Linked DNA regions of Mus musculus: region 2 is linked to region 1. The links are chromatin contacts, found by Hi-C or POLR2A ChIA-PET in ENCODE. All regions are on one chromosome and are shown on one strand. The core of a region is the stretch at or near the end of the contact, and the rest is flanking DNA. Distances in the headings are between cores, read along the strand shown. Region 1 holds the start of Fbxo42 (F-box protein 42). Region 2 holds the start of C630004L07Rik (RIKEN cDNA C630004L07 gene).

Region 1 (6,498 bases), core at 3,287-5,786:
AGTGCTCTATCTGCATATACACCTGCGTCAGATTATATTACAGATGGTTGCGAATTGAACTCAGGACCTCTGGAAGAACAACCAATGCTGCTTTTTCTCCAGCCACCTGGTTTGTTTTCCTTTCTTTTCGTCTCTTTCCTTCCTTTTTTTTTTCTTTTTTCTTTTTTTGATATTGGGTTTCTCTTTGTAGCCCTGGCTGTCCTAGAACTCACTCTAAAGACCAGGCTGGCCTCAACTCACAGAGATGCCACGTGCCTCTGACTCCTGAGTGTTGGGATTAAACATGTGTGCAGATTTGAGGATTCTAGGCAGACTCTGTACCACTGAAACATGTCCTCAACTCCAATTTCCGTTTTATTATACTTCCTGTTGTGCCTTTGAATGCTGCACTATGTGCATATATTACCTAAGCTAAATAACTAAAACCATAAAATGCTCCTGTAATTATTTGGACAGACTCTTTTCTTAAAGCACGTTTGAACTTACTGGACGGGTCTGAGCACCATCTTTCATCCCGGTCTCAGCCCTTGCCTCTAGCCCTGGTCCCCATTATCTGTCCCAGTCTACGTGTGGCCGAGAGACAAATCTGAGCCATTATCGTATATTCTCTCCACTGTGAGAGATGAGAGTCAATTTCCCTCCTGATGGTCTAGGTCGAACGTAACCAAGCCTCCTGCTTGTCAGAACTCTTGCCGAGTTCAAGAGCCTGGGCTTTGAAGTGACAAGACCATGTGGGCTTGAACCCTGCCTGTTTTGGGGAGCTTTAACCTGGAGAAGACTGTTTCTCCATTTGTACAATGAGCACAATGGTGGCACCTGGGTACCAGTGTTAGGTACCTAATAAAATGAGCACTGAGTGAGGCGGGGGAGAGGGCTCGTTGGGAACATGCTTACAATACAAAAGCATGAGACCTCAGTTCAAACAGACAGAACCTACCTCAATCTGGGCATCGTGGCATCTGCTGTCTGTAACGGTACCTGTGATCGCAGTGTGCCTACAGTGAGACAGAAGCATCCCTGGATGCTTATGGGCCAGGGAGCCGGCAATGCTCCGAAGGGAACAAAGAAGCCCTGTCTCAACGAGGTGGGAGGAAAGGACAGACAGCTGCAGTTGTCCTCTGATTTCTACATACATGCCATGGCATGCACACACAAGCAAACGCACACACACACCCTCTCATGCACATTGTAAAAATAAAAAAAAAAAACCCGTGAACTGTGATTAGTAATAAATAATTCGCTTTAATAACTTTTCTATGTATTGCAGTTAATACGAACACATATTTATTGTCTTTCTTGTACAGGCTCTTTATGTATCAGGGACCTTGTTAACTTTACCTAAGTCACAAGCTGGTGAGATGGCTCAGTAGGTAAGGGCACTGGCTGCCAATCCTGACCACCTCAGTTTGCTCCCTTGGAAGGAGACAGCCAACTGCTATGTATGGGTTGTCCTCTGACTTCCATCCACTCCCTCATACACTTTCAGAAATATAGGTTAAAATCTTTATATATATGCATATATAAAATCTGTAATCCCAGCTCTTGGGAGGTTGAAGCAGCCTGGTCTACATAGGAAGTATAACCTGTTCTACAGCATAAGAATTCTCTCAAAAACCCTCCAGATGGGCTGGGTATGATGGCAAATACCTTTGATCCCAGTACATGGGAGGTAGACGTTGAGTACATCTCTGTGAGTTGGAGGCCAGCCTAGTCTACAAAGAGAGCTCCAGGCAAATTAGGACTTCACTGTGAGACTCTATCTCAAACAGAAAACCACAAACAGACAGATATGGCACGCCCTCTGGTGCATAGTAGCTGTTCACTAAACATGCATCCGCACTCTGGTGCATAGCAGGCGTTCACTAAACATGCATCCGCACTCTGGTGCATAGTAGGCGTTCACTAAACATGCATCCGCACTCTGGTGCATAGTAGGCGTTCACTAAACATGCATCCGCACTCTGGTGCATAGTAGGCGTTCACTAAACATGCATCCGCACTCTGGTGCATAGTAGGCGTTCACTAAACATGCATCCGCACTCTGGTGCATAGTAGGCGTTCACTAAACATGCATCCGCACTCTGGTGCATAGTAGGCGTTCACTAAACATGCATCCGCACTCTGGTGCATAGTAGGTGTTCACTAAACATGCATCTGCACTCTGGTGCATAGTAGGTGTTCACTAAACATGCATCCGCTGAATCCCCTCTTAGTTCTCAAATTCCCAGTTCATTCTTTTTTTTTTTTAATTATTATTTATTTATTTATTTTGGTTTTTCGAGACAGGGTTTCTCTGTATAGCCCTGGCTGTCTTGGAACTCACTCTGTAGACCAGGCTGGCCTCGAACTCAGAAATCCGCCTGCCTCTGCCTCCCTAGTGCTGGGATTAAAGGCGTGCACCACCACGCCCGGCTCCAGTTCATTCTTTTATTCAACATATATTCAGTGAGTCTCCGCTGGGTACTAGTCTATATATGATGGATATTAATGATAAAGCTTTTCGTCAAAGCAACAAAACTCCCGCCTATCTTTGAGCTAAGGGTAAAATGGTTCTGTATTTGAACTCTAACATGACCTAGCAATTCTCCCCACCTGTACCCCAAGTCAGCGCTTCTTTGTGGAAGAGCTCTGGTTGTCCTGGAACTTACTCTGTACACCTGGCTGGCCTCAAACCCAGAGATTCACCTGTCTCTGCCTTCTGAGTGCTGTCATTAAAGGTGTGTGCCACCATAGGCCAGTAGCAGCCTTGTTTTAATATATATACATATATATATTTAGATTTTGTTTTTATCTATGCTTGAGTGTGTGTGTGCTGTGTGGGTGGGTGCCCAAAGAGGTCAAATAGGGTGTCAGACCCCCTGGAGCTGGTATTAGACAGTTGTGAGTAGCTTGTAGGTGCTGGCACATGAATGTAGGTCTTCTAGAGAGGGGTAAGCAGATTCTCTTTTTTTTTGTTTTTCTAGACAGGGTTTCTCTGTGTAGCCCTGGCTGTCCTGGAACTCACTCTGTAGACCAGGCTGGCCTCGTACTCAGAAATCCACCTGCCTCTGCCTCCCAAGTGCTGGGATTAAAGGCATGCACCACCATGCCTGACGGTAAACAGATTCTTATTGCTGGGCTATCTCAACCTAGCGTGAGTTCTTAGAACATGTTATAACTTAGATTACAGGGCTGGAGAGACGGTCAAGACATGTACTGCTCTTGCAGGACCACCCAGGTTCAATCCCTAGCACCCACATGGCGGTGGTAGGGTCACAACTGCCTATAATTCCAGTTCCAGGGGATCTGACACCCTCTACTAGCCTCTAAGGGCACCCACACACGTGGTGCACAAGATATGCTCAGGCACACGCAATATTTACTGTATGTATGTTCACAAGTGTCATTGTTTGAGAATGAAGATCAGGGTGGAAACTGTGGGAGTTGGCATTGGTTTTCTCCCTCCATCATGTAGGTTCTAGGCATTGAACTCGGGTCTTCAAGCTTGGGGGAAGCACCCTTACCTGCTGAGCCATTTTGCAAGCCAAGACTTCTTTCTCTTTTTCTTTGAGACAGGGTCTCATTATGTAGACCATGCTGGCCTTGAACTCAGAAATCTACTTACCTCTGCTTCCCAAGTGCTGGGATTAATAGTCAACCACCATGCCAGGGCAATGGAATTTCTTAGTTTCTCACTTACTGCGTGCCAGAGTTTTTTCTAATGTTTATATGAGGAACATAAATGTTTTTTTTAGATTGAGGTTCCTCAAAGTAGATTCAAACTCCTGGATCAAGCAATTCTCGCCCTTAAACCTCCTGCATAACTGGACTTAAAGGAGTGTCACCAAGCCTCGTGGTACTTTTGACCTAGTACCACGTCTCACGGGCTATACAAGCCTAGGTCTACTTTATCCCAGGGCTATTCGCTTGATGTCTCAGAATGCTCCAATTGCACAAGAGCTTGAGCTCTCTATGTCTGGCATTTCCTTAAACCACATCTGCAGGGATGGGTTCTAGAAGGTTCTCACCTACACACAGCTTTCTTGAAGTGAGACTCTTTTGTGGGAGCGGGACCCCACTCCTCGGTGATGGCCACACTGGGAAGCACAGAGAAACACACAGGCTTGTTTCCTCCCAGGCTCCGCTCTACACCGGGAGTTTTGAGACTGGGTTTCCTCTTTTTTTTTTTTTTTTTTAAAGTTGGTAGCAACATAGCTGCTGCTACAGTTTCCAGAGGCTCCAACGCCGGGAGCTTCCTCTCCCTGGGGATATCTAAAAGGCACTTCCGTTCCCCATTGCCCTTTCTCTACGCTCAACCCGTGGGTACCTGGGGGCACAAGTGCCTTAATCTAAGTCTGCACTATCAAACAATCGGAAAAACAGCTCAGATACCAGCGCTCAGCCGCGCCGATCCTGATAAGAGTCCTAGAAAGCTCCGCGCCCTCGGCCCTTCTCAATATGGCGCCGCCCAGCGGCCGCCGCGCGGAAGGCCGGTCACGCTGACGTGTGTGCGCGCGCGCGCGCTTCCTCCGCGCCCCGCCTCAGCGCATGCGCACTGCGCGCTGTCGTCTCCCGGTCTGAGCAGCAGCGGCGGTGGCATCAGGGACGGCGGCGGCGGCGGTGGTAGCCGCGGCGGCGTTTGAGTGGAGGAAGATGGCGGCTCCGGGCGACCCCGGGTTCCGCCAGCGGTGAAGATCCCCCGAGCACAGCAAGCACCGGCCTGAGGCAGAGCGGCTGTGCTCTGGCCCCGGCCCTGGCTCCTTCGCCACCGTCGCCGGAGACGCGAAACCGAGAGCGCGGAGCGGTCTGGGCCAGGTGAGGCCTCTCCCGGTGCGGGGCCGCGGCCAGGCGCCGACGCCTCTTGCGCTTCATGCCCGGGGACCCCGGGGCACCCCGAGTCCGGCGCGGGCCCCGTGTCCTGCGCGGGCGTGGGTCTTGGCGGGCCTGGGGTCTTGCTGTCGTCATCCTCGGCTTCCCAGGCTAAGGTGGGGACGTGCGCCCCTTTGCAGCCAGCTCTCGGGATGGGCGCAGACCTGTGCCCTCTCCTCAGCAGGGTGGTCCGGGTCCTCCTCCAGGCCGGGAAAGGATGCGCGGTCAGGGGGTGGAGAATGGCTTTCGGGGTGTCATGGAGCCTCACCCCGCCCCCTGAAACCCTGAAGTCCTCGGTGAAGAGCGGGAGCCCGCTTGCTGCCCTCCTGAATTGGGGCTGCGGCGAGGGGGCCGGCGGGCGTCTCAGAAGCTGCAGCTGCCCAAGAGATGATTTTTTTGGGGAATCGGCTGACGAAATAAAACACAAGCAGTTCCTTCCCTGACCCCTAGCCGTCTGAGTGTTCTCTTAGTGGGAACTGCAGCTCTCCTGGCTGGAGACAGCAGTCCACGTTGTGACTGAAGAAGGCTTGCCCCGGTGAGAATTGTCCGTGGAGGGTGGCAACGAGTTTGTAAATCAAGAAAACCACAATTAGGTGAGAGAGCCTGGTAGCTTCAGCTGAGAAAACTTGAGATGCTGGAGTTGGTTGGAAACCTTTGGAATAAGCCGGTTGCTTTGTCTGTTGGATCCTCGGAGTTTTAGTAGGAAAAGCCATGTTTCGTTTCTCAGTTGCCAAAGCGTTTGGACTTTACAGTGGCAGCGTTCCGATGGATCTAAGATACAGAACCAGACAGACACATTACTGGGTTTCACTTGCCGGAGGCAACACTCGATTATTTTTGTTATTTATTTATTTTTCTCGGAACTTTTTTGTTGTTGTTTAAGTGGTAGTAATTGAGAGTCTTTAGTTTCATTTCTTTAGGGTAGAGAAGATGTTTGATGCCGGGTGGCCTTTTCATGGAGCAAGAATGGCTTCACATGGATTTGTGCTGTTGTGAATTGTCGGGGCCATCTCTTTTGCTTGGACACACCAAACGTCTTTTGTAACACATCGGGTTTTGCTTGTGTTTAAGAATGATGACATCATGGATTTAAAGGGACAAGGATAAATTGGCGAAGAGATACCATCACTTAGAATTCAGTCTGTAGCTCTTAAGCTGGACAGGGATGCCCCTTGTGTCATATTTCTGACAGAGAGTATTCAATTGTCTAGTCTGGTCGGGTGTCCTTTCTGTTGCATGATAATCAGTTTATATCCCGTAGCTGTTTGCTTAAGAAATAAGCCCAATTTACTATAGCATTCATTCTACATTGAACCGTGAGAGCTTTATGTATGCACTTCCCCTTAGTGACAAGTATTAAGTTAAGATGGCAATTAGTTCATTTAATATTAGCTAGCTCTTTGACCATTTTTCCCTTTCTTAAATCCGTTTTCTTTTTTATAGAAGTGTGTAGATCTCCTTAGTATCTTAACTAAAGATGTATGTTGAGCCAGGAGTAGGGACTCAGAGGGCCACTCTGCCTATTATTTTGCTAATAGAGGATTGTGGAATCAGTGGTGGTTTGACATCATGTCATGTCTCTCCCCCCCTACCCCCCCCATCTGTCTCACCGCTGTACTACAGCATCAGGTTTTGGTGGAATGCTGGGAC
Region 2 (6,969 bases), core at 257-2,756, 97 kb after region 1:
AGCCTGCAGAGACACCTATGAAACAGGTTTCATAAAGGGGGACCTGAGGGTCACCTGTCACATGAGGATACCAAGGCCTGAGGATGGGCTTGGTCAGTGTCAACACAGGACCTCAAACCCTGGTTTCCAGAGGGATCCTTGCTTCAAGAGCTCTAGTGTGTCCTGGGGTCACATCTGGGTACCCAGCCACCTGAAGTCCCTGAGACTTTCATTTTTATATTATCATCAGAGAAGTGCTACCCAGTATTAAACCCAGCTCTGGACCTAAATCACTAACATCAGCGTTGGGTGGTCTGCATCCTGAGAAGCTACTGGGCTGGCGCCCCAGCTTGACAGGCAACTCCCATGTCCTCTTCCTGACACTCTGCTTGGCTTGGAACCCCTGTCTAGCCATGACCTTTCCAGGCCTGAGCACTGTGGAAGCAGACCAGCTTGCCCACCCCTGACACATCTCTTTATCCTGTCTTCCTGAAAGCCCTTAGCTCCTCCTTCAGCCTTCTCCTCTGAGGTCTGAAGATGCTTCTGCCTTAAGATCTGATGTTTTGCTTATTTAACTTCATAAATCATGGTGGACAGGAGTTGTTCTCCGGGGGGCGTGGAGGGGGGATTCTAGGCCCGAGTATGCACTTACACCTAAAAGAGACCTGTGTGCTGGACAGGAGCTGACTCTGCCCCCCTTCTGCTTGCTCCTACTACTGGCTGCTGGCCCAAGGCATCCTCCACCAAAAAGTGAGATGACACTCAGGGGACCGCCTACCAGAGACAAGGCTCACAGTGCCCTGTACCTGAGGCATTGCTGTTAATTCTTGTATTAGCATCAGGAAGTGGGTACCAACTCTCCTACTTTAGGTTGAGTGAGCTACCCAGATTAGTACTTATAGACCTAAGGGACAAGGGCTAAACAAGGGAGTGAGGTACAGCAGTTTTTTGGGAGAGAGCCCCTGAGAAACAGCCAGCCTCTCCCTCAATCCCCCCCAAACTGAGAGAAGAAGCTGGGGTACAGTGGGGAGCCCCAACTCTCATATACCAGACGCACCCTGATGTTGCTGGTTCCGGCCTGGGGTCAATGCTCCATCTTTTTGTACTGAGTCCTTGAGGGTTTGAACCTTGCAACAGTAAGCTGGGATCTCCTCCAGGAAGCCTTCCTGGCATACTGAGACTGGACTGGGCCCAGCCCCCTTCTGTGTTAGTGCCTGTGGTTTGCTTCATGCCAACTCAGATTCTAACAGCTTTTGTTTCGGCTCTTCCACCAGGCAACCCCACTGAGCTATTATTTCTTCACCCCAGTCAGTCTCCCTGTGTTTGTTTGTTTGTTTGTTTTCGGGACTTCTCATCTGCCTGGGAATCTGGACCAGTCTGAGATTTGAGGTGTCTCAGCCTCAGCCTGTCCCCGGGGCCTCAAGGGTCTCACCCTCTGTGGTTTCTCTTCTTCAGAGTCTCCAGAGCCAGTTCCTGAGCTGTTGTCTCTAAGGCCGCCATTTCTCTGGGTCTCCCTCTTATTTCTGCCAGACTGGGCACTGCCCCTTTGGCCAAGGGGCCTCTGCAGGGGTCCTCGCTGCCCAGACTGCCCACAGCGCAACCAGGCAAGTGTAGGCCCCCGCCCAGCCCCAGCCCGCTGCCTGCTCCCTCCCTCTCTTTGCCTCACCACAGGGTTTGATGAATCAAACTCTTTGTCTGGGTGGGATCTCCCCCAGCCAGCTGGGCAGAGACAGGGCTTCCCTGCCGGAGCAGGCAGGCGGCAGCAGCTTCAGCTGAAGAGGTGAGGGGCAAGAGAGAGGCCACAGAGGGCCCAGGGCAGAGGTTTGAGGGTCTTGGACCACTGGGCTCACCATCCCGCCCTGGGGTGCTGGCACACTGCCCAGGGATGGCGTCCTGCCCAGAAACGGCCCATTCTGCCTGGCTTGATCCAGTGTCTGGGAGCTGGAATGGGGATAAACCCCTCAGTCACCCCAAACTGGGGATTGGGCATCTCTCTGCTCTTTCCTGGGAGGGACTAATCTGGGTGGTGGCCCTCCTGCCAGTCTGTGACCCTCCCAGCCAGCTTGGCAAGGCTGTAGGCATCACTCAGCGTGAAGGGCCTCAAGTCTGGGTATGGAAGGGGTTGGATAACTTCAGAATGAGACATTGGGGGCTGTGTGTATCTGCATCCTGGAATGTGCGTACATGCCTGGAACTTGTGTGTGTGTGTGTGTGTGTGTGTGTGTGAGAGAGAGAGAGAGAGAGAGCGAGAGAGAGAGAGAGAGAGAGAGAGAGTAAGAGAAAAATCTAAGCTTGTGTAACAAACTAAACCAAACCAAAAAAAACAAAAAGGATGTGACTGGTGACTGTATACCGGGTACTGGAGTTTGACATGTTTCAAGTTATCTGTGAAACTATGTTTGCCAGAAGAAAATGTGGGTCTGTGTGCTGGAGCATGAATTCGTGTGACAGTGTATGTTATCTGTATGTCTGGTCACATGTCCACATGTGAGAGAATTTCCTAGGTGGCTAAGAACGCAGCTTTGGAAGCCGTGACACCTGTGTGAGAATCCTGGCTCTGCCATTTGGCTCTCTCACCTACAGGCGTCAGTTCCTTAAGTCAGTCGATGGAGATTAAATGAGATGCTATGTGGGTGCTTCCTCATCTGCTAAGTGCTGGTGATTCCTACTGGCGTTTATTAAACAGACATGTGAGTGTATCTGTGTCCTGTGCACATGTGTGCATGAGGGTCTGTGCGGGCCTCCAGGACATGGTGGCTCACTGTCCCTCCCTGTCGTACTATATCTGGGTCTGACACCTTCTCTCCTGCAGGCCCAGGAGGGTGACAGAGTAAAGAAGGAATGGACTGTGGGCCACCTGCAACCCTCCAGCCTCACTTGGCTGGACCACCTGGCACCGCCCGTCGCCCAGTAGCTGTGTGCCAGCAGGAGAGCCTGTCCTTCGTGGAGCTGCCTCCGAGCCGACTGTGTGTGGATCTCTTTCCCATTGCTCCAGAGGAGCTGCAAGCTCCCGGTAGCCGCTGGTCCCTGGCAACCCCTGCCCCTCTCCAAGGACTGTTATGGCCGACGTCCCCAGGAGGCCCAGATACCCATATCGCCTCCACCAGTGGAGGAATGAGACCCGGCAGGGCTGGCAGCTGGCCTCACTGTCCTGGTGCCCAGCCCCCAACTCTGGTGGAACCGTGGAGTTCTCAGCACATGCAGCCCCAACGCAGGGCCAGCCACAGTGGCTCAGAGAAGTCAGCCTGTGAGTCACGATGGGGGGGGGGAGGGGCAGCCAGGGGAGGGACTTGGTGGCTCTTTTTGAACCCTTTAAACTCCGGAATGCCCCAAAAGGCAGGGCAAGTTTTAGGGACAAGGGAAAGATGGCTCATAGAGCCCAAGTGACTTGTCAGGATTACATAACTAGCCTGGCAGCCCCTATTTCCCTGTTCCCTTGTCAGGCCCTCTAGTCTCTATGTAAAGCTCTTGCGATGATCTCATTGCCCTGGGGACCTTATTTTGATGTTCAGGGTCATGCCGCCACAAGGAGGAAGATGGGGCAGACTACAGGGGGTGACAGGTGTTATTTTATCCTCACCCTTAGGGCGCAAGATGCAGGTGTATCATAACGAAGAGGCCACCGGCACCGAGACCCCTACGGGCCTTCTGGAGACTGGCCAGGCTGCGCAAGAGCAGGCTCTGTGTGCTCTAGAGCCCGGGCCCCAGGAGCTTTCTGGGAACGCCAGAGGGGGCCTTGAGGCACCGGAGCGAAGGCGTTTCTCGGCCTCAGAGCTGATGACTAGGCTGCATTCCTCTCTGCGCTTGGGGCGCAGCACTGCCACCAGGGTTCTGACCTCGGGCTCAGGTGCTGGAGCCATCCGGGAAGGTACCAGCTATTCTCCGGGCTCTGAGAGTAGCCTGAACTAGGCAGGCAGGGCACAGCCTACCCACCCGTGTTAAGGTCTTCGGGTGATCAGCCAGGTGCTCCGTGTTGTTCTCTGTATCGCCCAACCCCAGCTCTTGTTTTCTGTAGGGAAACTGCCCGTGAGGGAATCCCGAAGAGCCGAGACAAGGGCGGACAGTGTGTCGCTTCCAGGACCCGTCGATCTAAACGAGGTCCACGGTGGTCTGGTGGAACCCAGGTACCCACCTCTCTCTTGGGGCTCGGGTTGGGGAGGGATGCAAAGAGGTCCTGACGCTCTTTCCTAGGCTGGACACGCAAGACAAGCCGACTCAGGATCCCAGCAGCGCCACTGAGAGGCGCCAGTCCCGCTTCCTCCTTAATTGTACGTGCGAAGATGCTGCGAGGGGCTCTGGGGAGATGGGGGCCGGGGACGTTGGAAACTGGGGATCCCGCTTTGGGGGGAGCTGGGAGGTAGAGACAGTGTGCTGCAAGGAAGAGAATTGCACTCCCAGGGACTAGCAGGTGGGCTGGCGTACAGTTGGCGCCCAATTAGTGTTTCTGGCAAGGGTAAAGAGCTCCCGCTCCCCGCCCCGCCCAGCTGTCCTCTACCAGGAGTACAGCGACGTGGCCAGCGCGCGCGAGTTGCGGCGGCAGCAGCGTGAGGAGGAGGGCCCCGGGGACGGAGCGGAGGGCGCGGAGGAGGGGCCCGGGCCACCGCGCGCCAACCTCTCCCCGAGCAGCTCTTTCCGCGCGCAACGCTCGACGCGGGGCTCCACCTTCTCGCTGTGGCAGGACATCCCCGACGTGCGCGGCAGTGGCGTCCTGGCCACGCTGAGCCTGCGCGACTGCAAGCTGCAGGAGGTGAGGGGCAGGGCTAGAGGAAGGGGGCGGGGATCCGAGAGGAATAAGGGGCTGTCAACGTGGAGAAGGGGTGGGAGAACCTGGAAGAAGAAAAGGACTCAGGAGCCCGTTGGGGAAGCCAAGAGACAGGGCAGACGGGTGGAGCCCAGAACAGGGCGAGGCCAGAAGCAGGTGATGGGATCTGAGGGGAGGTGAGGGGCTGTCAACTTGCAGGGTGGGTCGGTGTGTGTGTGGCGGGGGCGGGGAGACCTGGGAAGGAAAGGCTAGCCGCAGAGCCTGGAGAAATAGACGGGTGGGTCTAAAATGTAGGGAGGAGCCTATGACAAGGGGGTGGGCCAGACGTCCAGTGGCTCAGCCAGACTCGGGGACTGTCAAAGCCCAAAGGGTGGGTGAGACGTCCTGGGAAAGTAAGACTCCCCCAAACTAATAGTGAAGCCTGGAGGGGATCGAAGGGGCGGAGCCAAGGACAGGGCGTGGCCAAGCGCCGGCGATTAGGGGAGATTAGTAGGGGTGAGGCACTATCAATGTGGAGAGTGGGTGGGAGGACCTGGGAAAGTAAGGGTCCAATAAGCCTTAGGGGGAAGCCAAGGGAGAGGGCAGGTGACACAGGAGCGGGGCTATAGACCACACCCTCGTTGGCTGGGACGGGGCTAAAGCTATAGGGGAGGAGGGGTTAGCGGGGTGCCCTCAGGGAAAGACCTACCTTAACAGAACTTGTCAGCTGGTAGCTAGGGTGTGCCCGGGCTCCACCTGGCGCCAGATTATCCGAAGGGCTGAGGAGGGCAGGGAAATGCTGTCTACAGAGGCTGCCTCTTCGCGGGAGACCGGGGTCCTGGGTGGCCTGACTCTGCCCTGATCACCCGGCCTCCTCCCTCAGGCCAAATTTGAGCTGATTACCTCGGAGGCCTCCTACATCCATAGCCTGTCGGTGGCCGTGGGTCACTTCTTAGGTTCCGTGGAGCTGAGCGAGTGTCTGGGGACTCAGGACAAGCAGTGGCTATTTTCAAAACTGCCCGAGGTCAAGAGCACCAGTGAGAGGTGAGGGATTGACCTGGCCAGTCTGAGTGGGGACAGAAGTCTGTAGTGCTGCTGTCCTTGACCTTGGCCCTCCTGGCAGGTTCCTTCACGACCTGGAGCAGCGTCTAGAGGCCGATGTGCTGCGCTTCAGCGTGTGCGATGTGGTTCTACACCATTGCCCCGCATTCCGCCGAGTCTACCTGCCTTACGTCACCAACCAGGCCTACCAGGAGCGCACCTACCAGCGCCTGCTGTAGGAGGGGCTCTACGGAGGGGGGCTTGGGGAGACATAGGCGCAGAGGACTGGGTGAGGCAGGATCAGTCTGTGAGGCAAGGGCTTCTAGGAAGAAGTTATACATTCCGAATAAGGGAGACCCGTCACATGGGGCAGGAGTGTTGAGAGACCCACTAGTGACGGCACACCCTGTCCACTGTCCAGCCTAGAGAACCCCAAGTTCCCCGGCATCCTGGCTCGCCTAGAGGAGTCTCCTGTGTGCCAGCGGCTGCCTCTCACCTCCTTCCTCATCTTACCGTTCCAGAGGGTTACCCGCCTCAAGATGCTGGTAGAGGTAGCTCACTTCAGACAGGGCAGGGAGGGAGAGGCTGGTCTGCAATCTATGGTCTGTGGCCTTTCGAGCATGTGTTTTGTTGTTATGTCGTCTTTCTTTCTATTAGTGTATACGGATTATGCATAATTGGCCTCATAACATTTTCTTTTCTTTTCTTTCTGTCTCTCTGTTTGTTTGCTTTCTTTCTTTCTTTCTTTCCTTAAGATTTATATGTAAGTACGCTGTAGCTTACTACACTCCAGAAGAGGGAGTCAGATCTTGTTGATGGTTGTGAGTCACCATGTGGTTGCTAGGATTTGAACTCAGGACCTCTGGAAGAGCAGTCAGTGCTCTTAACCACTGAGCCATCTCTCCAGCCCCCTCATTATAACATTTTCATACATATACAGGTCATACTCAAACCTTCTTCTTATTATTTTTTTAAGTTATTTGTATTTATTTATATTCCCTTGGATCTGTGGGTGAAACACACACACACACACACACACACACACACACACACTAGCTTTTTTAAAAATTTTTTTTGAGACAGGGTTTCTCTGTGTAGCTCTGGCTGTCCTGGAATTCACTCTGTAGACCAGGCTGGCCTCGAACTCAGAAATCCACCTGCCTCTGCCTCCCGAGTGCTGGAATTAAAGGCGTGTGCCACCACTGCCC

What was found. A loop is a pair of places that touch in the nucleus more often than their neighbours do. ChIA-PET counts read pairs that join two places held with the same protein, here RNA polymerase II (POLR2A).
Region 2: a loop to region 1 is called in a map of left cerebral cortex, with 2.2 times the contacts of the local background. The contact joins the promoter of C630004L07Rik here to the promoter of Fbxo42 in region 1. A Hi-C loop is called at or near these places in 1 of 37 maps with a recorded cell type or tissue (left cerebral cortex). POLR2A ChIA-PET finds 5 or more read pairs at or near these places in 2 of 5 experiments (Patski and embryonic stem cell).

Annotation. Positions count from the first base shown.
Region 1 is chr4:141,143,386-141,149,883 of GRCm38, forward strand. It overlaps Fbxo42 (F-box protein 42), which reads left to right and starts at 4,537. Exons shown (of 10, transcript NM_172518.3): 1 at 4,537-4,794.
Region 2 is chr4:141,243,384-141,250,352 of GRCm38, forward strand. It overlaps C630004L07Rik (RIKEN cDNA C630004L07 gene), which reads right to left and starts at 1,507. Exons shown (of 2, transcript NR_165245.1): 1 at 1,412-1,507. Arhgef19 (Rho guanine nucleotide exchange factor (GEF) 19) reads left to right here. Exons shown (of 18, transcript NM_001379647.1): 3 at 1,435-1,583; 4 at 2,792-3,226; 5 at 3,566-3,847; 6 at 3,995-4,103; 7 at 4,171-4,247; 8 at 4,464-4,726; 9 at 5,604-5,764; 10 at 5,844-5,996; 11 at 6,183-6,312. The coding sequence starts at 2,821. Gm52686 (a long non-coding RNA gene) reads right to left here and starts at 5,609. Exons shown (of 2, transcript XR_003955161.1): 1 at 5,430-5,609; 2 at 4,577-4,806.